7 separate regions of the Mus musculus genome follow, and all the other regions are linked to region 1. Evidence: chromatin loops called from intact Hi-C (ENCODE). Cell type or tissue: left cerebral cortex. All regions are shown on one strand. Region 1 has its middle 4.5 kb from the start of Elavl4. Region 2 overlaps Elavl4 (ELAV like RNA binding protein 4). Region 3 overlaps Elavl4 (ELAV like RNA binding protein 4). Region 4 has its middle 23 kb from the start of Gm33070. Region 5 holds the start of Dmrta2os (a long non-coding RNA gene). Region 6 has its middle 71 kb from the start of Dmrta2os. Region 7 has its middle 46 kb from the start of Agbl4.

Region 1 (4,000 bases):
TGCACTGCACTCTAAGGATGAATTCCCAGGTTCAATGCTCCAAACAGCTTGATGTTCACATATAGGATATAGGTCTATGTGTCCCAAATTGACAGCCAAAGTCATCCTGTCTGTATCTCACCAATATCAAAATATTGGAGGAATATATTGACACAATTCTGACAATTACGTATATAAAAACAGCTCTCTTGGAAGAAAATATTTACCTGATATTTCTATGCAGGTCATAGAAGGTGAAATTTTTAGCACCTCTTTTTTTCTCATCCATATTAATCACGGTATACTCTTTGAGCCCTAAATTAACATTAGGTATATTTAAAAACATTCCGGCCATGTTTCCAAAATAGTAACTATACATTATATCATAAACAATTACCTGGTCTTCCTAGGATAAAAAAAAAAATGCACGCGCTTTGTATATTGATCACTTCTGCAAAAAAAAAAAACCCTCCACTCTAAAGTCTTTCAAAGGAATCCTCAAACAAACGCACAAATGTCCTCAGAGGCCTTTTCTCTAAAGACAAAGGCTGAATCCTATTGTTGGGAAAAGTCAACCTTATTATCGCATTTCCAATAGTACCATTCATCTTTCAGCGTGAGGGGCTGACCGCTACATCAGTGGTGTGACATTTGTAAAGCAACAGATTCTCAATATATTATCGTAAGAATCAGGCAGGCGAGTCTCCCAGTCATGCATGTTTTTTTTTTTTTCCTGCTACAATCCACCACCACAGAAAGAAACTTGTCTCACTCCAAGCAGCCAAGGCAACCTAAAAAAAAAAAAAAAAAAAAAAAAAAAACAACGGTATCCCAGCGCTGTGGGGCTGGCTGCGCCGCTGTGTCCCTCTTACCATAAATGAGCAGTTTCTTGACTCATTAATAACAATTTCCCTTAAAAGAAGTAATCCCATATCAGGCAGCCCCTCGCCACCATGCACACATCCCAAAGGCTGCAGATATCTCAGCTCGGTCGCCGGCAGCCAGCTTTCCCACACAGAGTCCAGATGGACTGTACCAGAAGCCAATTCAGCGTTAATAACTACCTACTCCGCACAGTGGAGAAGCCTTACGTGGCACAATGGGCTAGGAAACAGAAGAAAAAAAAAAAAAAAGAAAGATAGACAACCAAATTCTCCAAAAGCACGGAAAGCAAAGGACAGAAAGAGAAGCATGAATTATTTTTCTAGACTTCTACGAAGGGGGGCGGGGGAGAAAAAAAAAGGAAAGGGAAAAGAAGAAGAAAAAAGAACCCTTCATAAACATAGGGGGAAGATGGGGGGGGATAAAAACAGATGCTGCCCGGAAAAAAGTGACAAAATATTACCTCATTATTTAATAAAGCAGCATTAAGCGTCCTGCTGATTTCAAACATCTTGCCACAGATTTTGTTTTAAGAGAAACAGATAGAATCCTTTGCAAAGCACTCCGTCTGCAAAGGGTTCTTCAATTTTCTTGCGCACCACGGAACAGTCAATATATTATTTCCCCAGAGTTCGCACATTAAAACCTCTAGTCAGTGAGCTGAATTTTCCCTTCTCTCTCACACAGGAGACTCCTGTTACATGCACTGCTCTCTTTGCAAGAGCAGCCTGCCCCAAACATGGCTGGTGTTTAAACTACTCTTTAAAGTAACAGTTCACTATATAACCACCAGGTGGGTAGAGTGCTCAGATTGAAATAGAGTGGCTTAAAAGGTAGGTGTGTGTGTGTGTGTGTGTGTGTGTGTGTGTGTGTGTGTGTGTGCGCTTTTTCCTTGGAATTGCTTTTAGGTATAGGATGTGATGTGAGACACAGGCAAATTTGTTCAAATTTGTTTCTACTGTATTATGTCTAAGTAAATAATTTTCTTCTTCTTGACTTAAAGCAAGGAGACAAAACAGAACAAGACACTACCAAGCAATTCTAACAAGAACTGTGAAGAATGGAGCACAAGCAAGACTTGTTTCATTCTGCAAATGATGAATGAGGGGGATACAATTAACCCTGAGAAAGGGAGAACTTAAAAAAGTCCATGAAATTTTTTTTTTCTTTTTACAATGAGAGAAATATGCACATTCGATAAAAACTGGATTCAGATGTGTGTATACTATGTGAATAAAACACATACAAATGGGAGACAAGAGCCGAAGGTGTAACTTTCCTTCTGAGTTTATCTGACACCATCTCAACTGATGTAAATGACCAAAAGCTTAAAGCAAAGACACCAAAAACAAAACAAAACAAACAAACAAAAACAAAAGGCAAAACCAAAACTAAGTAAAAGTGCAGTCATACTACCAGCTATAAACAACCACAAGCTCAATCCAGACACATGTCTCTACCCAGAGCTCTTCTTTCCCCTTAAGATCTACCCTGAAGAGGAACACTTTTGCTGGATGCTGTTTGGGAGGCGTACCTAACTTGGCATCTTCTTTGTAGCACTCTATTCCAATTAACCTGATCTTCGGCCAAGAATAAAGAGGAAAATAAAGTTGAAATCTCCCAGAGATGGAGAAGAGGGTAATATAAGGATATAGAGCTGCATTGTTATGTGGCAGTATCTTAAGAAGAATCTTACTAAAAACAAAGCAAGCCCATAGCGTTTATTTTTCAGTGTGTCTACATCGGAAGCCAACACACACACACACACACACACACACACACACACAAACACACATACCTGGCATTTTTGTTTTTCTTGGCTGGACAATATTGAAGCTCTGAACGTCCACATCTCTGGAGACACAAATGCCAATTCTTGTATTTTTCCAGTCCATCCAGGCAGCACTTAGCTACACAAGATAGCAACTGCCTCCTTTATCTTTAAGTCAAGTCTGCATCATTTAATAGCATTTAACCTCCTCGCATATATTAAGTTTCAAGTGACAATTTTTAACTGGGGAGTGAGAAGGAGGAGTTGCTCTCATCAAACTCTGGTTGTATGAAATAAGCTAATTTGTACACTCACCATATGTCTTAAACACTAATTAAAAAATGTCACTTTCTTCAAACATTAAAATGTAATCAGCCTAGTAAATAAAGTATTCTCGAGTTTTCTTGCCTTGGTGATAATTTAAAGAGTGTTTATCTCAAGGTAACCTTTCTAACTTGATTACCAAGGAAGACTCTAGATTTCAAAAGGGAAAAAGGAAATGCTAAGGGTCAGGGCTTTGGGGCAGGGAAAAGAGAAAACCACTACTGTACGAAGCTGCACAAAGGAAAATAAGATGAAGCGGGGGTTTTAAAGACCCATAGTCTTGTTACCCTAAGGCAAATCCAGCCAATCAATACCACCCATTGACGGTCTACCATCTGCCATGCTACCGAAAGATGTGGCTAAACAGACCTGTTCCATATGACTGTGGCTGGCTCATTTTCAGTCGATTAGGGCAGTTCCAGAGCATTCACGTGCAACACACAAAACTCCAAGTCAGTCTGCGCCTCTCTCCACACCAGTCCCCCGAGCACAGCTGCAGACCTTGCCTCCTGTTCTGGCTGTCCAGATGATCTTTTCTTGCTCCTCAATTGAATTAGCAAAATGGTGAGGGAAGGTAGAACGCGCACACACACACACACACACACACACACACACACACACACACACACACACACAATTGCTGATTCTCCTTCACTGTCATGCAGAAATCTGGAATTGCACGTGCTCTGTCCTAATAGAATTATGGCTCACCATTTAAATAGCATCATCACTGACTGCGACCTGACATTTTCCTGTGGTTCAGTTTCTTTTTATCCTTTTTCCCTTTTCAAAACAAAATATATAAATTGTTGGTGTTTCTTCTTTTACAGACAATATAATTAATCTCAGATGATGGGATACTATATTTAAAAGCTTTGATAAAAAAACTAAAGCTTAATTTTCCTTTGTTGAATCAAGGTGTTGGTGGTCTTCTTTTTTTCCCCTGTAGAAACATTAAATCAGTTTTATTGCAAAGTGGACACATACTGCTGAGGCAAGAAAGATGCACCAGGCTGACACGGACACTGCAAGAGAATTAGAAAT
Region 2 (4,000 bases), 80 kb before region 1:
CCCTTGGGCCTTTTTCAGTCCCCAGCCCTATAAAAGGATGACTTTTTATTCTTTAATAATCTTTAATATTTTTTAAATGAAAGAAACCTCAAATGTAAGCCCTCCCACACATATAACTGAGAGAATACTTATGATAACAGCTGAGAGCTATAATAAAAGAAACCCTTGGTTGAGGTGCACACAGATACACTTCATTCTCAAGATGTGCCTCGCAATGCACAGTGAGATGAGGAGAGTCAAAGAAGCCATCCATGTCTTAATTCATGATTTGGCCAGGGCTTAAAGTTAAAAAAAAATTTTTTTTTCCTACTTAAAATCACAAGATTGTCAGGCATGATTAGCAAAACGTTCTAATTTTTATTTGCTGGGATCTGACCTCTTAAACTGAATCCTCATAAGAAATGTAAGACAGGTGCTTGGCAAGTTTGCAAAATCAGCCAGAAAAGTCAGGGCTTTCTCTCAAGGGAAGGCACACAGGACTAGATCAGATCACCCAGGACTTGGTAGCTGTGGCACCTGAACCATAGGGAAAGCCCACCTGCAAAAAGGAAAAAAAAAAAAAAAGAAAAAAAAAAAAAGAAAAAAAGGAAAAAGAAAAGAAAAAAGAAAAAGAAAAAGAAATACATTTTTGTGTGCCCCAAAAGAAACAAAATTAACCGAGGTCCAAAAGTAAAATTAAGAATTTGACATGCTGGTGGAAGAAAAAAACAAGAATTAAAAAAAAAATAAAGTTAGTGAATTAAAAAAAAAAATCTAGCCCCAGTCTGTGCCAACACGGACATCTGGCAATCTGTGGAGTTTTAATTACCTCTTTACGCCATAGGCCATATTAAGCAAATTGTCCAGCCTGCAAAGAGAAGGAGGGTCTCTGGGTTAATGCCTCGCAGATGGCAAGATCACTCAATGGAACTATTAATAAGAATGCTCCATTTTCAAAGAAGAAAAGCTTGACAACTTTCCCCACTGCTCAGGAGACTCTCCACGGGCAGTTCTCTCTTTCTCTTGTTTCCAATGGCAAGTAATTCATGTCCAGGTCAAAGCTAGAGTCCAAAGCAGGTGTCTAACGAGCCCTGTTTTCTTTCAAGGTCTGAATTAATTCAACATCTCCCTACCCCAGAAAATTTGTCCAAATTTCCTTTCATGCTATCTGTGAAACTGTTAAAGCTGGTGATGGTCTTACATTGTTTATCTAAGAACTAAGCTGGTGAGCAGAGGTATCTGTTGCAGGTTAACAACACATCATCATGGACTTCACGTAGGAAACAGACCTTTGCTGTTAGTCTGGCTGCTTTTACTAAATCTGGCCACACACACAGTTTGGAAGGCAGGGAGTTTTTGCAAGCTAAGATTTAAAAGCAAACAAACAAACAAAAAACAACCGCCCCCCAAAACAAACAGACAACCCCTCCCAAACGGCTTACTATTCACAGTCCCAAAGCACCTCCCAGCAAAATGTCATTATGTGATAATCTTCCTCCAATGCACTACCTTACTTGGGGACAAGCTATTCACACTATGGGGCAGTAGTAACCATAGTTTCCACCATCAGCAGCCTGCTGGAAAGGCTCTTTTACATAAATACTACATGCGAGTTCACATAAAATAGAAATTACATGGCTCGGGCCCTTTATGAAATTATTAACCATTTCAGAGTCATGGGGCACAGGAGGACACACGAAGAGGCCAATTTCTTTCCTCACTCTAGCCAGATGAATGGTTACTATTACAGAGAGAAGGACCTATTTTCTCACGTGAGGTTTGACAGCAAGAAAAGCCTTTCATTAAAGGGAAGTTGCTACATGGGCAGAATAAAGTAATTGCTTAGAATTTACTAAGGGGAGGTCAAGTCCGTGCATCTCCCCTGCACAACAGAGGCTGGTTAGAGTCTAACTGCTGGCCTGGGTAAAACCTGCCTTTCAGGCAACTTGTCCATTGCACCAGGGACTTGCTGGTGTTGGGTCTCCAAAGAAACACTAGTAAGGTATGGATGAATCTTCCTTTTCTTCTTCCCAGGGCATGTGACTTAAGAGAGTCAAGTCAATATTAAAGAGAGTCTCTCCTTTCCTGGACTCCAACAGAATTACTTAGGAAAAGAGGTGAGAGCAAGCCACGCCTGGCAAGGATCTGCCTTTGGGTCTACCCTGCCTTAAGTCTGAGCTGCTGCCTATGGCAACATCTTAATGATGAGCTCCACTGAAACAGACTCTTCTTGTCTAGCTACATTCAGAGATTTTGTTTCTACTAGTGAATCTCGAGTTTAATTCACAGTCACAGTGACAGGCCGGCAGAGGGCTAGGAAGTGCATTTTGTCTGATTGCTTGCTTTTGTAGAAGTAGAAATTGATGCTCTGAGTAATCACCACACATGAGGGCTTGGGCGGGGCACATATGCCTTGTTCTGTCCTTCAGAGCTATGGGCTCCCTGGCCCTTGCGTCATTCCACACTGGTGTCTGTGTGGTGGGTAGTGGGCTCCGTCCTCTGTGGGCATGCCTACCTGAATCTTTGAGCCTGGTGGTGGAGAGGGCCAGGGTATCGCCTGTTGGGGGACTGGTACAGCTGGGAGAGCAGGGCCTGGCTGGACTTCTGGCTGGGGTTGTTGGCAAACTTCACAGTAATCGGTTCTGTAGCACCGCTGGGCTTCTGGCCATTCAGTCCTTTGATGGCTTCTTCTGCCTCAATCCTCTTATCAAAGCGGATGAATCCCACCCCTCTAGAGACCCCTGGGGAAAGAAAAAGAACATTTGTAAAGAGTGAACAAATGTAATCACTGGGAAGTGCCCTGTGGATATTTTGCCTTGACTCAGGCCACCTGCAAGGCCCGCTTCCTGAATCTGTCACTCAGCAAAAGGCTTGGGTGCACTTCTGCCGGCATTGCTCTGGGCAGATGTCTCCAATGCAGAGAGCATAGGGCTGTATCCCTCCAGGCCTTCACAGCTGCCCTGCCCAGTCCCTATTCACCTTTAGTTATTGTCAATAGCCACACAAAACTACCAAGTTCTGCAGAATGCCTTATAGACCACATAACTGGAACTGTCATTGATCTGAAAAGCACCCTCTGACCACACACTGCACCCTGTAGGTACATAGTCTGTGCTTTTCTGAACTTTTTGGATGGAGCATTTTATCCCTGACTCTCATTCTTTGTTGTCTTAAACAGGAACAAAGAAAACCTACAAATGTCCTTTCCCTGGGTCTTTGCTACATGCAGATAAAATCCAGACTTTTGGGGGTAGCAATCGTTGCTTTTGGCAATCTGGCTTCAAATCTCCTATTGAAATGCACACAGGCCATACTGACCCTCATTGAACAAGCCATACTCATTCTCAACATTCTACCTTCTGCCTTCAGCCTGCTCTATCCCTTCCTTTTTGCCAGGAAACTGCATCACTCTCCATAAGCTCTGTTCCAAAATTACCTCTGCCATGGAGACTTTCCAACGACTACAACCAGCTACAGTACACCTTTTTCTGAGCTCTCTTGGGAAACTGCACAGTCCCTGGCAAGTATCTGCCATATTGGAGTCATGTGAAAGCAGGCTCTCTGTCTCCTTTATCCTTGGTTCGGAGCGTCTCTCTCTCTCTGCACAGTGTTTGAGGCAGAATCAACACCAATGGGAGATGGCAGCATGAATCAAATAGGAAGCATCTCAAATTGGCATCAAATCAGGCATAGTCAAGACACTGTAATGGACAGTGCAGCTCAAGTTACCTTACATCTCTTCCTGAGACGCTGGTTGGGTTTCTTTCTTATGGACAAAGAACCCTGGCACTAGAACCTTGGTCCATACCTCTGCATTGTTGATGAGCCAGTGGGAAATCTGACTCCCTACTTCAGCTGATTACTGATGTGTAGAATAAGGGAGCTTGAAGTTCCTTCTAGTTCTACATCACTATGGTCTGGAGCTAGAGCTGTACATATAGTTAGTTTCACACACTGGCTGGAGGCTGAGAGAAACTTTGAAGGCCACAGAATCCCACTCCCGACTTGACACTCAAATCTT
Region 3 (4,000 bases), 67 kb before region 1:
TTCCAGGCCATTGCCGTCTGCGGTTCACTTAGATGGAAGGCCTTAGGCTTGGAAAGCAAGGGCTGGAGAAGTTATTTAAAGTCCAGTGTGTCTTCAAGTTAATGGCAAACGTTCTGAACCGTAAGTCCATCTATGAAGAACCTGGGAGAACCACACAGCTCATTTATTTGCTTTTTATATCTTCTAACCACACCAGGGAATTAACCCTTGTCTGTGCGGAGCCAAACTCTCCACCCACACGCTCTCACAGGGCTCACACGCTGCTAGGCAAACAGGCAGCTTGACATTGCAGCACTGAGGACCCACTGCCAGAGAATTATTTTTAAAGCTTTTTAAAAATACCCCAACTGTCATTTACCCACGGTGTGATCCTAGGTCTGTCTCCTGAACTTCCTTCGGGCCTCAGTTTCCTCATTAGCATAAAGAAGATAACAGCACCCCTTCTTACAGGGCTAATTTTAGAGCCAGAGCTGCTGTGAGCAAAGCATGTAACTCCCAGGACAGCTCAAAGGTTAAATGATAACATTAGAGAGATTAGAATCCTAACGGGCACGATGTAAACACTCAAAGTAAACTAGTGTTACTGTTGTTTGCTGCCATTTTCTCTCTGGTTCCTGTTTGCAAGTGCTAAACTGACAGCTGTTTGGCAGGATACTTTGCCTTTCTGGTCTTACCTACCCTGCTTCCAGGTAGATTCTTCTCTCTTGAAAGAAGTCTAATCTAAAGAACAATCCCTCCGGAGTTCCCATTCACAGCTGCTCAGTGTAGGGCAATTCATCATGCCCTTCCTCTGCCAGAGGTCTGGCCAGGCTCTTCACACACAATCAGTGATTGCTTGGGCCCCTTACATACAGCCTCTTTAATAAAAGGAAAGTGGCTCCCCCCCCCCTTTTTTTTTGTTGACAGAAAAGTGTCTTTGTGGATCAACACCTCCTGCTAGCAGCCAGGTAATGGGAAATTCACTGATACCTGACAAAAGCACCGCTGTGATTTTTAAATCTCAGGGTCATAGGTAAAAGACTGATACCCAAAGGTCAACTGTTATGTTCTGCTTGGTTTTTCTTCATATGTCATTCTTCGTTTTTGTTCTTGGCTTGTAAAAATTGGGAGATCTGACATAAAGGATATTTAGAGTTCAGCTCCTATTGAACAACTGAAAATCTGAATTAAACACCTTCAGAATCACTGTTGTCAAACCATCATCACCACCACCATCATCGTCATTGTCATTGTTATCATCAACGTCATCATCATCATTATCACCATCAATGTCATCACCACCATTGTCATCATTGCCATTGTTATCACCATCAATGTCATCACCACCATTGTCATCATCATCATTGTCATCATTGTTATCACCATCAACGTCATCACCACCATTGTCATCATCATCATTGTCATCATTGTTATCACCATCAACGTCATCACTATCATTGTCGTCGTCATCACCATCATCATCACCAGACTTCTGCCCTCTCTGCTTTCTGTTAGCTCCCATCACTGAAACTATTCCTGAGTTTGGGAGTTAGTCAGTAACCTTTACTGTTTAGGGGTTAATTCTTGGCTTTGGGACACTAATATTTTTGTATATCACACCTACAGTGCTGTGTTTTCTGGGTTATCAGAAATGTGACAATGAGCACACACTTGACCAAGTCTGTCAACTCGTGCCAGATGGTCCCAAGATCTCTGTCATGCATGCTTCTAGAGGTGACCTGTGTGGTTTGTTGTTTGTGTCGTTGTCTGTCTTTGTTTACAGATTGACAAGCTATCTACTCTTTCCTGGGAGTCAAGAGTAAAGAGATAGTATAGGGGACTTTTGGGATAGCATTGGAAATGTAATTGAGGAAAATATGTAATAAAAAATATTTAAAAAAAAGAGTAAAGAGATAAATCTTGTGCCACTTATCAAAGCAAACTGAAGCAGAAGTAAACAGTGGCCTGGAAGGCAAAAAAAAGCAATTTTAAGAAATTAATAAATGATGAGACTATTAACAGCACACATAAAGGGTTTTCTTTTTTTTCCTTCCATTTAATATGATTTTTACCTTAAACACTGTGTCCCTTTAGGAAAGGGAAGAAAAGTTAATAAAGGAACCTATCAGTCAAACTTAATTTTTTTTTTTGTATGGCAAATAAACTCCTTTAATGAAAGGGCTGAAATCCCTAGGTTTGCACATTAAATTTTCATTTGTAGTAGAGAATGGAAATTATTGATTCAGCAGTGGTATCATGCATTCTGAATCCTACAGTGACTTAGGAGCCCACATTTCCACTGGGTGCAAATGTGTCTGTCAGCAGCATTGGATGCAGGGGGAGCCTGGGCTAGGTGGGAGGATACAGAGAAGGATCCAGAGCAGGGAAGGAGGACGAGCAGCGCTTCACAGAAAGAAAATAATCAATGCTCCTTGTCTCAGAGACCCATTACGCTCAGAGATCCATTTAGATAAAGCATCCTACTGTAGGATGGGCTACGGGGACCATTCTGATACTCGAAAAGCTGGGTCCAATCAGTCTTTGGGGGAAACCACAGAGATCTTAAAAAAAATTAGAAGGTGAATTGATGGCTGGTGATTTGGTCCCGAGCTGAGGGAAAAGGGTTTGGTTTTAAGAAAGCTGCAGAGGACAGAAAAGTACCTTTCTCAGTTCAAGGTCAGTGCATCCGGCAAGGGAAAAAATAAACATCTGACATTCTAATGCTGAACTGGATAACACACACAAATCAATCGGTCCCTCAAACAGCTCTCAATGTGACAAGGTCCTCTTCAGCGTCAGGAGACAGGAACACGTTTCTTGACTTAAAGTATGAAAATATGTGTTTCTCTTTTGAAAGAATTAATCTTTCTGCCTCTCTGAGGACTATGGCATAATTAAACAACTTTTATTTCCCCCTCAGAGAATTCTTAGGAACTGATTCTATGCCTTGTCGAAGGCAGTCTAAATCAGGCTTATTTCAGGGTCTTTGTGTACTACACAGACAGTAGGAGATCAGAGAAAGCAATAATTTTTTTTAAAAGAAATAATCTAAACACAATTGCAAAAATAAAGCTGCTTAAAAAAGAAAAATACTCATGTAATGTGTTCCAAAAAGAGAAAAGTTCTGTTGTTGTTTTTATTTCCTTCCAGCGAAGATTATCTTTACACTGCTCGTCTCTTTTGTTAGCCTGGATGTCAGAAAAGTAGTTTCGCTGAACTAAAAAGTTCTAGTTTTGTGTTTTCCGATGCGGAGAGCTGGTGCCATCTATAGATTTCCATTCTGGGAGAGGTTTCTCTTTTGTCCTACTTTGAGTCAGACCTGCTGTCATGAGGATAAGAGCGCCCAGGAGACACTTCCCTGTGGTTTAATAGGCTATGAAGGATGGGACTCATTAATCGCCTGGCAGCTGCCCCTAAACAGGATGCTGCCTGGAGGTGGGGGGAAGACAGGGAAGGGAGGTGAGGATCAGGCAGCTTCATCCAGGAGAGGACCACCGGATGCCCAAGGCGGCCGCGTCCTCCAGACATGAAGTCGGAAGGCAGTCCAGCCCCAGAAACCTACCTACCTGGACAAGTAGCCTCTAGATCACTGATTTCTGATTTACAGCAATGATTCTTGAGATGTTCCCCGGTCACCTAATTATTTTTAGACTGTTAGATTTACTATTTTTGTTGTTCCTTTACTATCTTTCCATCCATTTAACTGGAGCTGCCCTTCTTTCGGCACTGTTTGTTTACAGTTGACGTTCCCCCTCCCATTTTCTAATGGTAGGTTTCTAATAATTCTTAAGTGAAAGTCCTGCTGCTCACTTCAGTGCACGAGGTCTCCTGACTTGGAGCTGCCTACTCCCCATCTTCCTCGTGACCCACCTCCCCAACTTAGGGCTACACTTCATACCTGGGACAGCTCTCCTGCCCCAGTTTCTTCCTTCAGCTTGCTTCTGGCCATTGTGTGTGCAGAACTTCAGGCTGGCAGGCCTGCTTTGTAGGGCCTTGAATCCCTGACCCCAGCCTGACTGCT
Region 4 (4,000 bases), 160 kb before region 1:
AGTAGACCCTTACAGGTGTAGACTCTGTTACTAGGTGGGGTGGGATCTGTACAATGGGCTCTCTTGTTCTTTAACTCACCTCAAATCTTCTCTGCACAAGGCACTCATTGAAAAACACAACCACTGACTGTCAAGTAACAAAACACAGAGGAGTGACCCCTCCAATATTCAGTTGTTGCCCTGGCTCTGCTGGTCCTGTCTTCAGTGTCTCTCTAGAGTTCTTCTGCTTCAGCTCTTGGAGTCATGCTCTTGGCTGGAGTTATCTTTGTAAAACATAGCTGACCTCAAGACAGCATCCCTGCCTCCCAGCCTGGCAGTGTAGATCTCTTGTAATTGGATTGTTCAGTGTGCACCCAAACACACAGCCAGTTCTTGCTCCTTGGGCTGTGTGTTCTTCCTGCTTTTCTTTTTTCTTACACAGCCAACTCTTAAAACCCAGTTCACATTCTGCTCAGCTTCAGCTTCCCAGACTCTGCAGTCACTGGCTTCAGCCCTGCAGTATTTCCCCAGTCTGGCCCTCTTCCTCTGAGGTCCAAGCATAACCTCAAGGCACAGACAGCATCTTTCCATTTCTGTGCCCTCTAACCTTAGCTCAGAGGCTGGCTCAGGCAATTCAGAGTATTTGTTGAATGAATTATGTATGACACTGTGATCTCATGGCCTCCATCAGGAAGGGACAACAGGGCCCTTTGACCTCTTGGGAGTGGGAAGTATTCTCAGCTGAATTCTCCTGGCAGACACTTTTCAACATCAAGACAGCTGCTCATTCCCTAGAGGTTCCATCTCTGCTTCTTTCCCCCACTGGTACAAGAACATTTGGCCATAAACTTTGCTGGCTGTTAGATTGCAGCCACAACCTCGAAGGGAGCTCATCCCGACAAAGCTGTGACCTAGACACTTGGCCTACTGGGAGCCTTGTGGTCTGGCCCTGCTTTCTCACAGCATCATGCCATATCGCATTGTAGTTTTCTATTATGACTCCTGCCTGACATTCTCTGCTTGCTCACACCCCTTTCTCTATGGGTTTCTCTCTGGTTCTTTTGCCCACTTTGGGGTCAATTTTCTTCTGGTCCACAGGCCTGCCTTGGGTACAACCCTACTTTCTGACACCTCTACCACTGAGTTTCCACAGTGTATTCTCATTATTAATTTTCCTTACTAGCTCATACAGGATCTTGGTTGATTCTCTTTGCTATCTTTAACATCTGGATTGTGGTTCACACTTACAACTATATGCATATAGATAAGTTGTGTTGAGACTCTTCCAGAGTTCCATAGGCCTTGTATGAATGGAGTATTCGGCGAGGGTCACGGCATAGGAGAAGATATACCCAACCCCTCGCCTTGCAAAGCAAATCAGATACACTGTCCATGAAGCAGAGTTAAGGACCCTTTTCAATGACATGGCTGTTGGTGAGAAAATGAGGTTTCAGGACTAGCTTTGCTACAGACAAACCCTGACTGCTCTTCTTGTCTGTCTATACTTGATACTTCACTTCTAAAATAGTGACCACAAGCCTTTTTGGCCTACTTATCAGAGGAGGAAGTAATAGCTCTGAAATATTTTTTGTAACCTTTAGTTATTCTGAGAAAGCTTTGCAATATAGCCCAGCAGTGCCCACTAGAGGGAGCAGCAGAGCAGTCTAGAGCCTCTGTGTTAAAGGCTGTGGAAAGGAGGTACCAACGCTGGAGTAGATTCTGGGCTTGCCCAGAAAGAGGAATACAGGGTACAGGATGTATTGTAATGAGGTCTTAGGCTCACCTCACTGCAATGATTCTTTCCAGAGTCAAATGGCACTTGGGGCTCTCTTTGAGAAGCAAACAATAAGGAAAAAACCAGCTCAATGGCCCAAGGGCAGAGACTATCTTTCTTTATCTTTAGGGAGTGAGAGGTATGAAGAGAGTGAAAGTGTAGGTTTTAGGTCTCTTTCCTTTGTGCACTGCTTCTATTTAGCTCCAGAGCCTCTATTCCAACACCCCAATGCCATTGACTATCTGGGGTAGGCCTTATAGGACACTGTTTTGTTGGGACAAACCTGTCTGTGTATATCCCCTCCATGAATGCTTGTGACCTGCAGAGTTGGCCTCACCGTTGATTAGCATCCTCTTTGCTGGGGCAGGCAGGACCAGACTGGGAGGCCAGCTGGAAGAGCACTCTATAACCCAATTTGCTGTGCTGAGAAGCCAGTCTGTCTGGCAGGAGCTAATTGGAAGCTGCTTCCTCTAAGCCTGGACCCAGGAGGGCTCTAGGCCTGGCTGGGCGGGGCCCCCTTTACTAGTCCAACATCACTTAGTGCTTTGTGGGAGCTGCTCCCAGCGGGAAAGCACTTAGCTCTGGTAATTGGCCAGGCAGGCTCATCATTAATTCATGACAAATTGTATTTCAGAGAGAGAGAGAGAGAGAGAGAGAGAGAGAGAGAGAGAGAGAGAGAGAGAGAGAGAGAGAGAGAATGAGAATTGTTTCAGGCCTTGCTTGAAGAAGCCTTGACTTGGGATGAAGGAGAGCAGGGATTCACTTAAGCTCATATTGACTTGTGTGAGATGCTTAGGGAGCCTTAGATTGCTGGTCCATGACAGGAGATAATGACTGATGGCCCTGTCTACCTTAAAGGATGGGTTTGAGGATCAAATCCAGATATGAGGCATGGATGCCCTTCACATGTTCTTTTATCAGGCTCAAGGGGATGGGGGCCATGCACATTTAATGCAATTTTGGTATGGGTATATTTCAGTCTACCATCACTTGGATAAACAGTAGTTTTATTTTTAAGAGTAAAACTGGGGCCTTGCACATGCTAGGCAAGGGCTCAGATACTGATTCTGTGCCTCTCTGGGCATGGATAGGTCCTGTTCATCTGCACTCAGTACTGGAAACCCTCCACCAGAATGTTTACTGAAATGTTTTTTTCTCCCCAGCCCTTTGTTTTATGAAATCTCTCTCTCTTTCTCTCTCTCTCTCTCTCTCTCTCTCTCTCTCTCTCTCTCTCTCTCTCTTTTGGTTTTTCGAGACAGGGTTTCTCTGTATAGCCCTGGCTGTCCTGGAGCTCACTTTGTAGACCAGGCTGGCCTCGAACTCAGAAATCCGCCTGCCTCTGCCTCCCGAGTGCTGGGATTAAAGGCGTGCGATACCACACCCGACTTTATGAAATCTCTTGAACTCTCAGTTGTGATTTCCACATTCAGAGAATTACAGGTCCAGATTTTCCCTTCTGTGCTGAGGACTAGTACTCTTAATGTGCATGTTAGGGCAATTCCAGGGTCCACTGTGCTGTTCACAGTTTCTTAAACATTGCTGTCTTTTTGTTGCCTTATGTCCTCAGTCTTTAAAACCATACTTTGCTTTAGCTGGGAAAGCAAAGCCTATTATTGCTACCATCTTGATACAAGTGCAAGTTCTCAGGGAGGCAGGTAATGGGGGCTATTTACAGCTTTCTATTATATCTAACAATTGGTGTAGGACTTCTTAGGACAGTCCATAGCCAGAGTATGAGAAGCAGAATGGGGGACAGAAATCTAAAAGCCAAGGTTGTAAGTATTTGATCTGTTGTTTACCATCTTTAGGACAGACCCCCACCCAATCCCTATCACATTATTAAAGAGACTTCCTAGTCCTAGAGCCCCCAGATGGGATCCACAGAGAAGAAGAAGATGCTCAGTAAGGCAGGGGCGAACAGGGAAAGCTAGAATGTTGTCTAGAATCTGGTTAATCTGAGGGGAAGAGGCTATCTTGTCATTGTTCATTAAGCATCTTGTCGACTTCCATCTGACATTAGCACAGGCACTCTGAGTTTACTATTTGATTTAAAAATTTAGCTTAGTTGAAACTACTCACTGAATCCTGATGCAATCTTGAACCCTGTTCCCAGAACATCTTCCCAGACTCAACCCTGGCTATGGCTTCGGATTAAGCTCTGATGCTGGGATGCACAGGTGCAGCTTTGATGCTGATATGCACAGGTCCTCCTGAAAAGAGAAGAGTGGCGCCCATTCCACTTGCCTT
Region 5 (4,000 bases), 310 kb before region 1:
GAGCAGGGCCTGCTGGGCCTTCTGCGGCTGCGGCGCAGGTGAGACTCTCGGGTCCCTTCAGGGTCAGTTTTGGAGGCGACTTCCTGGCCTCCTTTGAGGCCTGCTGGATTGTGCAAGTCCCAGAACCCTGGTCTGAGACCAACACTCTGGAACCTGCGCACAAGCGGGGTCCCAAGAGGTCCCAGGATGAGGAGGGCGTGTCTGAGGACTCAGTTCCTAAACTGGGAGGGGTGGGGGTTGGGTAAGAGGCATTGAGCAAAAGGACTCTGGCTCCTGCAAAGTCTAACTTTTCTGAAGATGTGCTTTCCTCTGACTACTCCAGACTAAAAGTCTAACCCCCAAGCCACAGGTTTCACCCTATCCCCGCCCTACCTTTTGCTGGAGATTTTTTTCCTAAGCAGCGCTGTCCCTCTCGGTGGACCTCAGTCCGGGTCGCCTTGTCAGCTGTTTCTGGACGTTTTTCTTGTTATTCAACTAATCTTTGAGCTAGGGTGGCCAGTCCAAAGAAAGTTTCTTCCGATGGCTTTTCTCTCTTCTCAGCTCTCCTACACTCAGTTCTGTGGAATAGAACTAACCCTTTAGAGGCTCAGACCACAGTATTTGCAGAATTCTTTTGGCTGTGATCCCAGGGCCATAAGCCGAACTTTGCCTCCAAGTTTTGTCTTCTAGTTCTTACCCTACTTCTAACAGGAAAAAATTCTTCAGTTCCTTTTTGCTCGAATTCCTCTGCTTCCACATTGAAAGCTACAATTAAGACCCCAGCCCAACCTGTTCACCTCCTCACCCCGCCTGCACATTTCTCTCCTCTTCACCTGTCCACCAAACGGGATCATTTTGCTCCTTTTTTTTTTTTTTTCTTGCTTTGCCTTTGACATCCGCTTGTTGGTCCCAAGTTTTCTCTGTAATCTGAGTCCCTTTCAGGCAAATATTTCTCTTTTCTCGACTCACCCCAATTAACCTAAGCTTTGGGCATAATATTTTCTTTCCAAATCCTCTTTACATTCAACTGCACCAATGACTTCCAAACGTTGTCTTGTTTTTTTCCCCTTGGCGGAACTACTGATTCAAACGAAATCTTACACGTGTAGTCAGATATAAGAGGTCAGTGGTGGGGGTGGGGGCGTACTTGTTTACAGGGAGCTTCCAGTTCGTTTCCCCAGCAGTTTGACAGCCACAAGTTTAGTTAAACTTGTACAACCAAAGTTTCCCAAAATGGGTTTCTGCAGGCCGTGCTTAAGCCTAGTGACTGTATTACCCTGACTCAGGTATCCCCACTTTCCCCACGCTAGGTCCAGCCATGGAGCTGCGCTCGGAGCTGCCCAGCGTGCCCGGTGCGGCGACAGCAGCAGCGACAGCGACGGGACCACCCGTGGCATCGGTGGCGTCGGTGGCTGCGGCGGCAGCTGCCGCAGCATCGCTACCAGTGAGCGTGGCCGGAGGCTTGCTGCGGGCGCCGCCGCTGCTGTTGAGGGCAGCGGAGAAGTACCCGCGGACCCCCAAGTGCGCGCGCTGCCGCAACCACGGAGTGGTGTCCGCGCTCAAGGGCCACAAGCGCTACTGCCGCTGGAAGGACTGCCTGTGCGCCAAGTGTACGCTCATCGCCGAGCGCCAGCGCGTCATGGCGGCTCAGGTGGCCTTGCGCAGGCAGCAGGCGCAGGAGGAGAACGAGGCGCGCGAGTTGCAATTGCTGTACGGCACTGCCGAGGGCCTGGCGCTGGCCGCCGCCAACGGCATCATCCCCCCGCGGCCTGCCTACGAAGTCTTTGGCTCGGTTTGCGCCACCGACGGCGGGGGTCCTGGAGCTGGAGCGCCCGCGGGGAGTGCAGGGGGCGCAGGGGGCGCAGGTGAGAGCACGGTCACACTGGGGGTGGGGTGGGGTCTGGAAGGAGGAGCCCAGGGGACACAGGGCTGGTGCGCGAGGCCTAGTGGCTTGTTCCTTCCCTGACAAAGTGCAGCTCCCTTCCCTAGATGCTCCAACTACTTAACTGTGGCTCTCCACCCACTCATAAACTCTCTGCCCTGCCTGCAGTTTTTATACTTTCTTCCTCGCCCTCACCCCAGGCCCCAAGGCAACACTTTAGCCTTACTCTTGTTAGGGGGCAGGTCCTTAGTTACTGCCCAACTCATTTAGCTGGGCCTTCTCCCCTGGCAGCCCGGAAGCCGCCCATCTGTTCTGCTCTGAGCTTCTTACAGGCCACCACTCTCTTTTCTTCCCAACTCTTCTGAAAAGACCCTGGCAATCCTTCTAATCCGCACTACTTCCCTAAGTACTGGAGACGCCCTCTTTCGTTTCTCAGCAAGATTCCTTTCCTCCAGTTCCTAAGGCATTTCTGACAAAACATTCTCTGCGTTCCCCTCGCTCTGGCTCCGTTTCTCTCTCAGGCACGCCGGGTTTCTCATAGTTGGCACTTTTTTTGCTCTTTCTCGGGTCCCTTTCCCTTGCTCTGTCTACTCTACTTTTTTGACTCGAAGGTGAGGGAGGCAGTTGGGCAATGGGACGGTCCCGGCTCTCAGACTCTTTGGAAGAAGGACATTTCTTAGGAGTTTTGAAAAATGTGGTCAAGAAATAGGATGTAATTTATTTTGTCTGTAGAGAGGCTAAGGACCTAGTCCCCTAAGGATCCCTCTCTCCAGGTTGAAGTGCCTAAGGCTCTGGCAACCTGAGTGAGTAGTGTCTTCCACATACTCTGAGGTATAGGTAGAAGTTCTGTTTGCTCGGATTGGAATCTTGACAAAGCCACTTCTCTAGGGCGGGGTGAGATGGGAAGGGAGTGGAGGTGTTAGGGCACAAGTGTAGGAAGAGCTTACTGAACATCAAGTTTTCAGGGTGTCAGGTCGGGGTGGGGGTGTCTGGGCACAGAAGAAGCGTGAGCCTAGGAGGAGGGGGAGAGCTGTAGGATCTTTGGGAAGAGGTAAAAATAAAACCAGAGCCCTGTCAAGAATAGTTGGGAGGTGGAGAGGAACAAGAGGAAACTGGCATTCAAAAGGGTCCAGTGTTCTTAACCTCTCCTCACATCTCCGTCTTTTCCCTCCTCTCAGAGGCCAAATTGCAGAAGTTTGATCTGTTTCCCAAGACGCTGCTTCAGGCCGGCCGCCCCGACAGTCCGCAGCCGCCGCCAGGGAAGCCCTTGTCGCCCGACGGCGCGGACTCAGGTCCCCGGACCTCGTCCCCGGAGGTGCGGCCCGGCTCAGGCTCGGAGAACGGAGACGGCGAGTCCTTTTCCGGGTCGCCTCTGGCCCGGGCCTCCAAGGAGGCGGGTGGCAGCTGTCCTGGGAGCGCGGGCGCCGGCGGTGGCGGCGAGGAGGACAGCCCCGGCTCCTCCAGCCCCCTGGGTTCCGAATCGGGTTCGGAGGCTGACAAAGAAGAAGCCGAGGCCGCACCGACTCCGGGGCTGGGCGGCGGGCCGGGGCCGCGGCAGCGGACGCCGCTGGACATCTTGACGCGCGTCTTCCCGGGCCACCGGAGAGGCGTCCTGGAGCTGGTGCTGCAGGGCTGTGGCGGCGACGTGGTGCAGGCCATCGAGCAGGTGCTCAACCACCACCGCGGAGGCCTGGCGGCTGGCCTGGGCCCCGCCGCACCGCTGGAGAAGGCCGCGGTGAGCGCGGCGGTGGAGGACGCGTGGCCCGGGCGCGTGGAGGCCGCAGCCGCCGGGGGAGCCGGGTTGCCCGCTCCGCTGCAGACCGGGCCCACCGCGCCCCCGCACCACAGACCCTTGCTGGCCGGGGCCATGACGCCCGGCGCGCTGGGCTCGCTCAGCAGCCGCTCCGCCTTCTCGCCACTGCAGCCCAATGCCAGCCACTTCGGCGCCGACGCGGGCGCCTACCCTCTGGGTGCGCCGCTCGGCCTGAGCCCCCTGCGCCTGGCCTACTCGGCGGCGGCGGCCCACAGCCGCGGCCTGGCCTTCATGGCGCCCTACTCCACGGCCGGCCTGGTGCCCACACTCGGTTTTCGGCCGCCCATGGACTACGCCTTCAGCGACCTCATGCGCGACCGCTCGGC
Region 6 (4,000 bases), 240 kb before region 1:
CTCTCTTTGAGGCTGACGGTGGCTTGCCTACCTCTGGTCCTCTGCTGTGGATTGAAATCCATGACTCTGGTGTGGTTCATTTGGTCTGACCTTCTGAGACTTTATTCTGGGCCTTTGGCTTTCAAAGGATAAATATTCCTTCTTGGCTTTTTGGGAGGAAAGGGTGTTGGGTCTCAGGCTGTAGCCTAGGCTTCCAGCTACCAGCATTCTTTTTGACTCAATGTCCTGAGTGGTTGGGACACAGTGGTGTGAAGCACAACACATGCATCTTAGTGGGTTTGAGGAGTGGTTCTCTACCCATCTCTGGAACTAGTAACTCCAAACCAAATAGCAAGTGATGTGGCCTTAGAGCAGAACTTAATGAATTCATGGGTAGAGGCAATTCTCTGTCTCCTGGCAGGCATTAGTTGCCTGCAGTTCTTTGTCTAGGGCTGGAGTCCTGTAGAACTTTCCATGTTAATGGATATTGCCACTGTTCCAGTCTGTCTATACAGCTATGTCTAGGAGACATTGTTCCACAGCATACTGCCTGGTATCTTTCCACCCCCTCTTCCTAGATGTTCCCTGAGCAGTAGATATGCGAGCTTTGATGGAGATGCATCTGTTGGGGGCTGGGATCCCCACGATCTGTTGACCTCTGCGTTGCATCCATTTGTGGGTTTCCAAGATGGTCTCCATTTGCTATTCCGAGAGTACCTGGGATGAGCTAGAAGGAGGAAGATGTGTGTGTGTGTGTGTGTGTGTGTGTGTGTGTGTGTGTAACTGACATAGTTCTAATAACATTAAAAACATAATAAAAGAAAGAATTTGTGAGAAGGCAAAGTGTGGTGAACGGCTGCCCTAGGGGCCCCTTCCCCATCCCATCTCACCTCTGCCTGGCCAGCATCCCCAGAAACAACTGTTCTGCCTTCCTCTCCCAGGGTGGAGGTGTTCCTACCCTCTTGGTGATGTGCCTGCACTTGCTGCAAGGGGGTGGCCTTCCAACAGGACTACCTGGCACCTTGAATCCTGAGTCCTACAATGGTAGGCCTGGATGCTCACTACTGAAGCCAAGTTGCCAAGTCAGTATCTGGCACACAGAGGGCATAGCAGCAGATATTTTGTGCTCATCTCAATTAAAGACACAGTCGAAAGCATCTTGCGTTCCTCCCTCCACTCTAAATACTTTGCACGCATCAGCCCAGAGAGTCTCCAGGACTCTGGGGTCTTGGGGTCTAACAACTGGGGTCTTGGTAGCATCCCAGCCTATTGTGACAAGTAAAAGCAGGGATTCAGAAGGCTTGTACCTTCGTCTTTGTGTGACTTACTTCTTGTGTGGCATTTCTGTTCCTCACTGTTACCTGGTAACTACCTACTTCATAGAATGGCTATGTAGTTAATTAATTCGCAGGCACTAAGTGTCTGTGAATTATCTATTATCAGCTTAACTTATAGCAGCAAAAGTTGAGACAGAATTTTAGTAATTTGATGAAACTCAAAGAATCTAAGAGAGACAAAGTTGGTACTCAGAGCCAGATAGTTGGACTCCTGGGGTCTTGCTTGTTAATCTCAACACTGCTGAGCTTGCTAAAACCTACGTGAAGACCTGGCTTTTTCTAGGAAGCTCTGCAGGGCTCTCTCTTCCTTTGAAAAACGAAGCTGAAAAGATTGTTAGGTTTCTTTTCGTCCTGCTGCTCTCTAAGGAGATTTTTCTCCATGTAAATACAGAGCGTGGCTCTCTAACCTGTGGGCTGGATCCACAGGGGGTCTCTCAGGCCTAGGGGCTGGTCCCCGGTGTAGTGACTCATTTTGCCGGTAGAGGTCAGTCATGGCCACGGTTGAAGTATTTGATAAGCACGAGGAACATAGGCCACACTGGGGGAGTCAAAGACCCTTGGAGGTGATATGCCCATAGACTAGACCAAGGTCAAGGTCATCCAGGGGGTTCCGGGCTATGAGGCAAAGACCTTTCATTTTTCTTCCCTTGTTTCTGGAGCATACACTCTTAAGAGGGCAGTTTGAAGGGCGCTAGAAATCATGAGATCCAGGGCTCTGGGAGGGTGTGGATGCCAGTGTCCTACACATGCTACACATGCTTTGAGATCTTCGGGTGTTTGTCACCATCTTTAGCCGCAGCACTGGTCCTCTGAAGGGGTCTGGCTGAACGACACATTTTGCAGTTGTGGGGAAGATACCTCTTTTGTCACTGTCTGCCCTGGTTCACAGGCGGCCAGGGGGTGGTCCCAGCCCCTGTGCGAGGCAGGGGCCAGGGAGGAGCATGTCAGGGTCCATTCCCGGAGCGTTTGGGGCCAGCTGGAAGCTCAGAGCTCGATGACCTGCAGGGGGCGCTGCTGCACTGCGCGAGGCTTCCCTGCGTGTCCTCCCAAGGACAGAGGGCGGACGGCGGTCGGCGGCGGTCGGCGCAGGGCAGTGGCCCAGCGAACTCAGGCCGCGCCCACACTCACGCTGCGGGCCGAGGTCGGCGACACGGTCTGAGGAATCGAGGGACAGGGCACGCTGTCCGACACCCTGGCTGGCCTTTAACCGATCTCCAATTGTTTCGACCGGTGCGGGAACGCAGAGGGGGTGGGGGCCGAGCTAGCGCTGGTAGTCTGGGCTTCACCTGTGACCTTGAGAGGTCATGGTCCCTCCTGGCCTTTTATTTCTTTCTCCTGCGACGGGAATTCTTGAAGGTGCCTATGAGATAGATACTGCACGTGAAAATGCTTCAGGAAATGCAAAGCCCAAGCAGGAAGGCTTTCATTGAGTGATTGTCATCCCTGCCTCGCCCAATCCATCCGCTCAGTTGCAACCATTTTAGCCGTTTTTTCACCCTTGTTTTCTGTTTTTTTTTTTTTCCCTACATACTTCAAAATAACATGCTTAGACTGCTATTTCCTAATTTACCAACATTAAACATTATCTATTGTCTTCCTGCTGGAGTAAGTAAGGAATTAGCTGCTCTGCAGGCCCAGCCTACCCAGGGTATCTGGTGCACTATTATTAGGTAACTCAATGATCAGCATTTCTAGCAAGAAAATGTAGCTTTTTGTCTTCCCCAAAGCTCTATCAGAATTACTCCACAACAACCCTGCCAGGGTTTACAAAGTCTCCCCCTTTATAGGAAGGGGTTCCCCTCCCGGCAGTCCCGTGGGTTTCTTCCGGACTTTTTTCTTGTGTCCTTGATTTTTGGTTCTCTCTCTGGGCCCCTTCCCCCCTCCCTGCCGCCTCCACCCCCTGGTTCCGCAGTGGGGCAGGAGCCGGGAATTCTAGTCTGTGGATTTATTTGTCTTCTGCCTGGATGATTGATGGTTGAAATCATTCCCCTGCAGGACAGGATGCTCTGCCCGGCTCTCCTCTTGCACACTTAGAGCTGAGGCAGAGAGGCTGCGTGCCTTCAGAGTCATGTTCCCTTTTGTGTATAACCTCTCTTGACACCCGAGGACATCATTTATGTTCGGAATTGGACAATGCATATAGTTTGATGGCTTCTGTCATTATGTGTCTGGTCCTGAGTGGCCCCTCTTCAATATAAATACACACACGTCTCCTTCAGTTCTGTGAGACTTTTTTTTTTTCCTTTCATAATCTTTCTGCTTGCTTCCTGAAGCTCCCAAGTCTGTCTCTGGCCTCTAGGATTGATCTCTTGGCTTCCTTTGTCTTCCGTTTCCCTTCACCTTGGCTTTCAATGTCTACTCCAATTTATCCCTTGAATTTTTGTCCTAGTGACTTCTGACTATCACATCCCAGTTTTCTAAGAACTCTGATTATTTTGTTCTTCTCAACCCCATCCAACACCGTCACAGCCTCTTTATCTTTCTGGAGATGTTCCTGATTCTCCCTCCGTCTTCTCCACTTTCCCAGTTGTGTGTTTGGTTTATGGAATTCTGCCTGGCTTTGTGCCCCTTCTCATGCTGGAGCATCTCTAATCTGTAGCAGTTCTTGGCATTTTTTTAAAAAGAAGTTTATATTTAAGTGTGTGTGTGTGTGTGAGTGAGTGAGTACATGTGTGTGTGTATAC
Region 7 (4,000 bases), 60 kb after region 1:
TATTCAATAGTTCCCCCTTAAGTAGTTGTTATCATAATTAAACCATTCTGAAGAATAGAGAAGACATTTCCAAAATTGTCAGTAACTTCTGAGTACTTTATTTATTCCTTCACTTATTTGAGACAGGGTCTGACAATACAGCCAAGGCTGGTCTTGAACTCTCAGTGCCTCTCAGCCTCTGCAGCTGATAGCTATTTTTAAATAGGCAGTAGCAATGAGGTTAAATAACAACTACTGTAGGCACAGTCAGTTTCCATTTGGCATTTGCTGCACATGTATGGTGTTCTATTTAATTCTCATATCAACTTTTTAAGATTTGTGTTTTACCCAGCCTTGTACCCCAGTCTCTGAGTAGACTATTGGGGAGACCAAGATATTGATTATGCATATTCATAACAACTGAGTGATGGATGATATCAGACCTGAACCAAGAATATGAGTCAGAAGCCCTTATTCAAATGTATAGCCTGTATATATATAAAGTTAGGGTGCAGTCCTGGTGCTTATAATCTAGAAATTACAAACCCACACTGGATTGTGGGTCAGACTGGGTAAGGACATGGGTCTCAAAACCAAACAATCAAATAAACAAACCATACAGAGAGCTGGAGTTGAATGTAGCTGAGTGGTTGGTAGAGTGCTTGTCTAACACTGAATGATGTGGTAGCTTTAAACCCCAGTACTGGGATCTCTCTCTCTCTCTCTCTCTCTCTCTCTCTCTCTCTCTCTCTCTCTCTCTCTCTCTCTCTCTCTCTCTACCTCAAACACACACTAAATAGAGGAATTAGAGGCCAACTGATCTAACTCATAACCCCACCTTAACTAAAATCCACACCAGAGCACCTTATCTTAATAAGCAAGCAGGGGTTTCCAGGCTAATACAAAAGTAACTAAAGAGGATTACTTAGAAGTTCTTTAAATGAAAACCTGCATGTAAATCCCTGGTATGTTTCTTGAGTAGTTAGGAAATGGGGGGAAATCCTCTAGAGAGGTAGGTGGGTCACAACCTTCCCAGCCCCAATGGATTCTGTTAAGTGCTTTGAAAACTGTGCAGTAGTTCATCCACAGTGTCACAGGCCACCCTGGCAGAGAGTCACCAGGTAAGGTGCTGTGAGCTGTGTACTGTCATTTTGTTAAGGAAGCAGGGAGAGAAACATCTGGATTGAACCTTTTGATTCCTCGTTACATTAATTTTATTCAGTGTTTTAAATTCAGCCCACTCACATTTACAAAACACTTCACACAGACTCCTTCCTCATGAATGGAGCTCCATTCACATCTCACCTAAAACATCAAACTTATTCTGAAATGACTGAGGTTAAAGCTTGTTCAGTGTCAATTTGCAAGTATTATAAAATATGAAAAGCCAGGCAGACGAAGGCAGGAGGGTAATGCGAGGGCAATGCTTTACAAAAAAACAAGGCAGCTAGGGTAAGGAACTTCAGGGCTTCCAGGAACCCATCCTGCTCCTGACAAACCCTTGTGGGGGCGGGCATTTAATACCTCAGAGGGAAGATTTTATGAGAATTATTGCCCATGAGCAGTATCTGCTAACAGCTTGGGAATCAATATGATTCATCCCTCCCCACCCCCACCCCAGAACCTGGAGCTGTTTTCTAGAAGTTCCCCCTTTGCCCCCGCTTCCCCGTGGCCTTCCAAAGTCTCTTAATATATGCTGGGGGAGGGGAAGCTGTGTCGCTTTAACAGGTTCACGGTTTCAGAAGCCTGCGTTTACTAAATCTTAAATGTCTTACAACCTCCAGTCCAAAGAAAGACAATTACAACACACGAATACCCAACACCAGAGCCTCTTTCCTCCTTAAACGGAGCACTGCTTAGGACAACAGACGAGCCGACTCCGTCTTATCTAGAAACACAAATCCCGGGTCTGCAATCGGGAAAGGCACTCAGAGGTGCACGCCTCCCTGCGCGACAATTAACAAGAGTCACAAAGGCTGAGAGCCCCCTGAGAACCCGCGCTCGTGCGCCCTGCACCTTGGGGCCGGACTTTTCGGCGCCATCAGTTCAGCAAAGCCACCCGGAGGCGGAGGAGTGGCGCGAGTCGCCGCCTGGTAGGCTGACTGGGGACCAGGGGAGGAGAGGCACCCACTCAAATTTCAGTGGTTCTCCCAGGTGGAAGTCGCGGGGGACAATGAGGGCATGGCCCGGAGCCCCTCGGAAAGGACATGGAAGCTCGTTCCCGATCCCGGAGTGCTGGTCAGGGACGCACGGTCCACAGGCCGGTGGCGACCACGTGGCCAGCGGGCGCCGGCGCTGGTGACGGCGGGTGGGCGGGGCGTTGGGGGCGCGCTGCGGGCGCTCAGGCGCCGCTACCTGGTTCTGGAGCCTCATCTTCGCGGAGGCGGGGTCCGGGGTAAGCGATGGAGGCCCCAGCGGGCACGGCGGGCTCGAGGACGCCGGACGAGTCGCTTCTCACTGGGTCCCGCGCTGCACACTCGTCGCCCGCTACGCCATCCCCGCCGCCGCCTCTAGGGGGCGCTTGACGTGGAGTCGGAGGACCCATCCTGAGACCCTGGTTCCCTTCAAGGGGGTGGGCTTGGAGGGTACTCTTGCTTAGAAATCTAAAGGAACAATGTTTCAAGACTGCGGCTTATGCTGTTCTTGAGTTTTAAGCGCGATACTTTTTGCACGGTTCAAGTACATCAACACAAGTTTGGCAAGACTGACAGACCTTCTCTTTAACAGGGAATGTAAGATTGGAAGTAGATGCTTCAAGCTATGTTAGGCTGTTTGCTGTGTTAAGATACTGTCTGTCCAAGTAAAGTGAGGAATGGGAATGACCGATTTCAGTATCACACACACCCCCTCCACCACCACACACACACATGCAAATAAAATGACCAAGACTTTTGTGCACTGTGGTTTCAAGTAAAGATGTTTGCTTAGCTAGATGTTCAGTTATTCTGTGACCTCCTAGACTACATCAGAGGTTTGAACAATCCAGTATTACTAGCCCTGTGATAGGTAAGAGGATGGATGTCAAATCTGTGAAAGGGGCTTCTTTGACCCTTTTTGATTATTTTAAAATGATCACTCCCAGGATTCAGACACTCACTCTTGGATTATTGAGAATGCCCACTATTTCCTGAAGAAAAATATAGGAAACAAAAACAAAACAAAAAAACCTAAACCCTAATTCTTAATCACACACAAAATATAAAAACAAACAAAAGGTACACGTGAGAAAGAATAGTTGGGCTAACGTAAGCTTAGTGTGAAGTTAGAACAGAACACTGACCTTTATCGATAGATGAAGACTCTCTGAGATAACTACCCTGAGCCGCAAGGGATTTTGGGAAAAAGACTTATTTACTTTATAGTTCTCAGTATTTTCACATTATACCATATTTTAAGGAGTTTTACCTTGAAACAATTCCCCTCAAAATTGACTACATTGTGGAAGAAGTGTGAGTACCTTGTAAAAGGAGAAAGGAGTAACAATGAAACAAATTTGGTCTCTTAACGCTTTTTAAAGTCGTATTAGCTGTATTTTCCATTCTATTTCATTCCGTTCAAGATTTAAATGATTACATGCAAAGCTGAGTGACCACTGCTGGTTGTAAGAGCTGCTTTCTAATGCAAGAGAGCTGTTCTTTAAGCAAATAGGGATATACCAACTCAGAAATCTGCTAGTATAAATCCTTTTGACTTGCAATTCCCATTCTTATAAGTTCGAGGAAGTAAACATTAATGTACCCAATGATTGATCCTGTTATTGCTTACTGTTATAGCCTTTGAAATATGGGAAGAACACTATGGAAGACTGAATAGTCAACAAAAGAGATTTATCATCCAAACAATGGAATATTCTAGAGAAATTAAAGATGAGACAGTCAATGAACATTTATCAACATGGAAAGATGTTTGCAATATATTTTATAGTAAAAAATACAAGTGACAAAGTTGTATTCTCCATAGAATTCCTTATTAGAAAGAGTACTGGTTATTTTGGAAGGTAGAATTATGAGTGGTTTTTAAA

The links. Peaks named below come from ENCODE experiments on the same cell type or tissue, not always from the same donor. Only the 100,000 strongest peaks of a DNase experiment are listed, where the experiment ranks them.
Region 2: a loop joins it to region 1, with 2.6 times the contacts of the local background. A loop is called at or near these places in 4 of 42 quality-filtered maps.
Region 3: it touches region 1 in a loop (2.5-fold over the local background); 4 of 42 quality-filtered maps call a loop at or near these places.
Region 4: a loop joins it to region 1, with 3 times the contacts of the local background. A loop is called at or near these places in 4 of 42 quality-filtered maps.
Region 5: it touches region 1 in a loop (9-fold over the local background); 5 of 42 quality-filtered maps call a loop at or near these places.
Region 6: a loop joins it to region 1, with 6 times the contacts of the local background. A loop is called at or near these places in 6 of 42 quality-filtered maps.
Region 7: it touches region 1 in a loop (2.3-fold over the local background); 3 of 42 quality-filtered maps call a loop at or near these places.

The regions. Positions count from the first base shown.
Region 1 is chr4:110,289,310-110,293,309 of GRCm38, forward strand. It overlaps a transcript of Elavl4 not described here. Among named protein-coding and RNA genes, the nearest start is that of Elavl4, 4.5 kb to the left of the region's middle. In left cerebral cortex, a CTCF peak has its summit at 1,615; DNase peaks (open chromatin) are centred at 912 and 1,614; H3K4me3 peaks cover 1,647 bases; H3K27ac peaks cover 987 bases.
Region 2 is chr4:110,208,932-110,212,931 of GRCm38, forward strand. It overlaps Elavl4 (ELAV like RNA binding protein 4), which reads right to left. Exons shown (of 7, transcript NM_010488.4): 5 at 2,495-2,720; 6 at 809-847. Among named protein-coding and RNA genes, the nearest start is that of Gm33070, 58 kb to the left of the region's middle. In left cerebral cortex, a CTCF peak has its summit at 2,302; DNase peaks (open chromatin) are centred at 2,364 and 3,431; H3K27ac peaks cover 945 bases.
Region 3 is chr4:110,222,322-110,226,321 of GRCm38, forward strand. All of the region lies in intron 3 of Elavl4 (ELAV like RNA binding protein 4), which reads right to left. Among named protein-coding and RNA genes, the nearest start is that of Elavl4, 63 kb to the right of the region's middle. In left cerebral cortex, no CTCF peak of the experiment used is centred here; DNase peaks (open chromatin) are centred at 233, 2,330 and 3,311; H3K27ac peaks cover 1,877 bases.
Region 4 is chr4:110,127,469-110,131,468 of GRCm38, forward strand. No RefSeq gene overlaps it. Among named protein-coding and RNA genes, the nearest start is that of Gm33070, 23 kb to the right of the region's middle. In left cerebral cortex, a CTCF peak has its summit at 1,626 (motif pointing right); a DNase peak (open chromatin) is centred at 1,640.
Region 5 is chr4:109,978,566-109,982,565 of GRCm38, forward strand. Dmrta2 (doublesex and mab-3 related transcription factor like family A2) reads left to right here. Exons shown (of 3, transcript NM_172296.2): 2 at 1,290-1,844; 3 at 3,040-4,000. The coding sequence starts at 1,298. It overlaps Dmrta2os (a long non-coding RNA gene), which reads right to left and starts at 1,047. Exons shown (of 4, transcript XR_868017.3): 1 at 373-1,047; 2 at 1-221. In left cerebral cortex, no CTCF peak of the experiment used is centred here; a DNase peak (open chromatin) is centred at 2,299; H3K4me3 peaks cover 959 bases.
Region 6 is chr4:110,048,756-110,052,755 of GRCm38, forward strand. No RefSeq gene overlaps it. Among named protein-coding and RNA genes, the nearest start is that of Dmrta2os, 71 kb to the left of the region's middle. In left cerebral cortex, CTCF peaks have their summits at 1,759 (motif pointing right) and 2,319 (motif pointing right); DNase peaks (open chromatin) are centred at 1,830 and 2,305; H3K4me3 peaks cover 987 bases; H3K27ac peaks cover 1,501 bases.
Region 7 is chr4:110,349,463-110,353,462 of GRCm38, forward strand. It overlaps a transcript of Elavl4 not described here. Among named protein-coding and RNA genes, the nearest start is that of Agbl4, 46 kb to the right of the region's middle. In left cerebral cortex, a CTCF peak has its summit at 2,480 (motif pointing right); DNase peaks (open chromatin) are centred at 1,457, 2,086, 2,206 and 2,468; H3K4me3 peaks cover 1,515 bases; H3K27ac peaks cover 1,377 bases.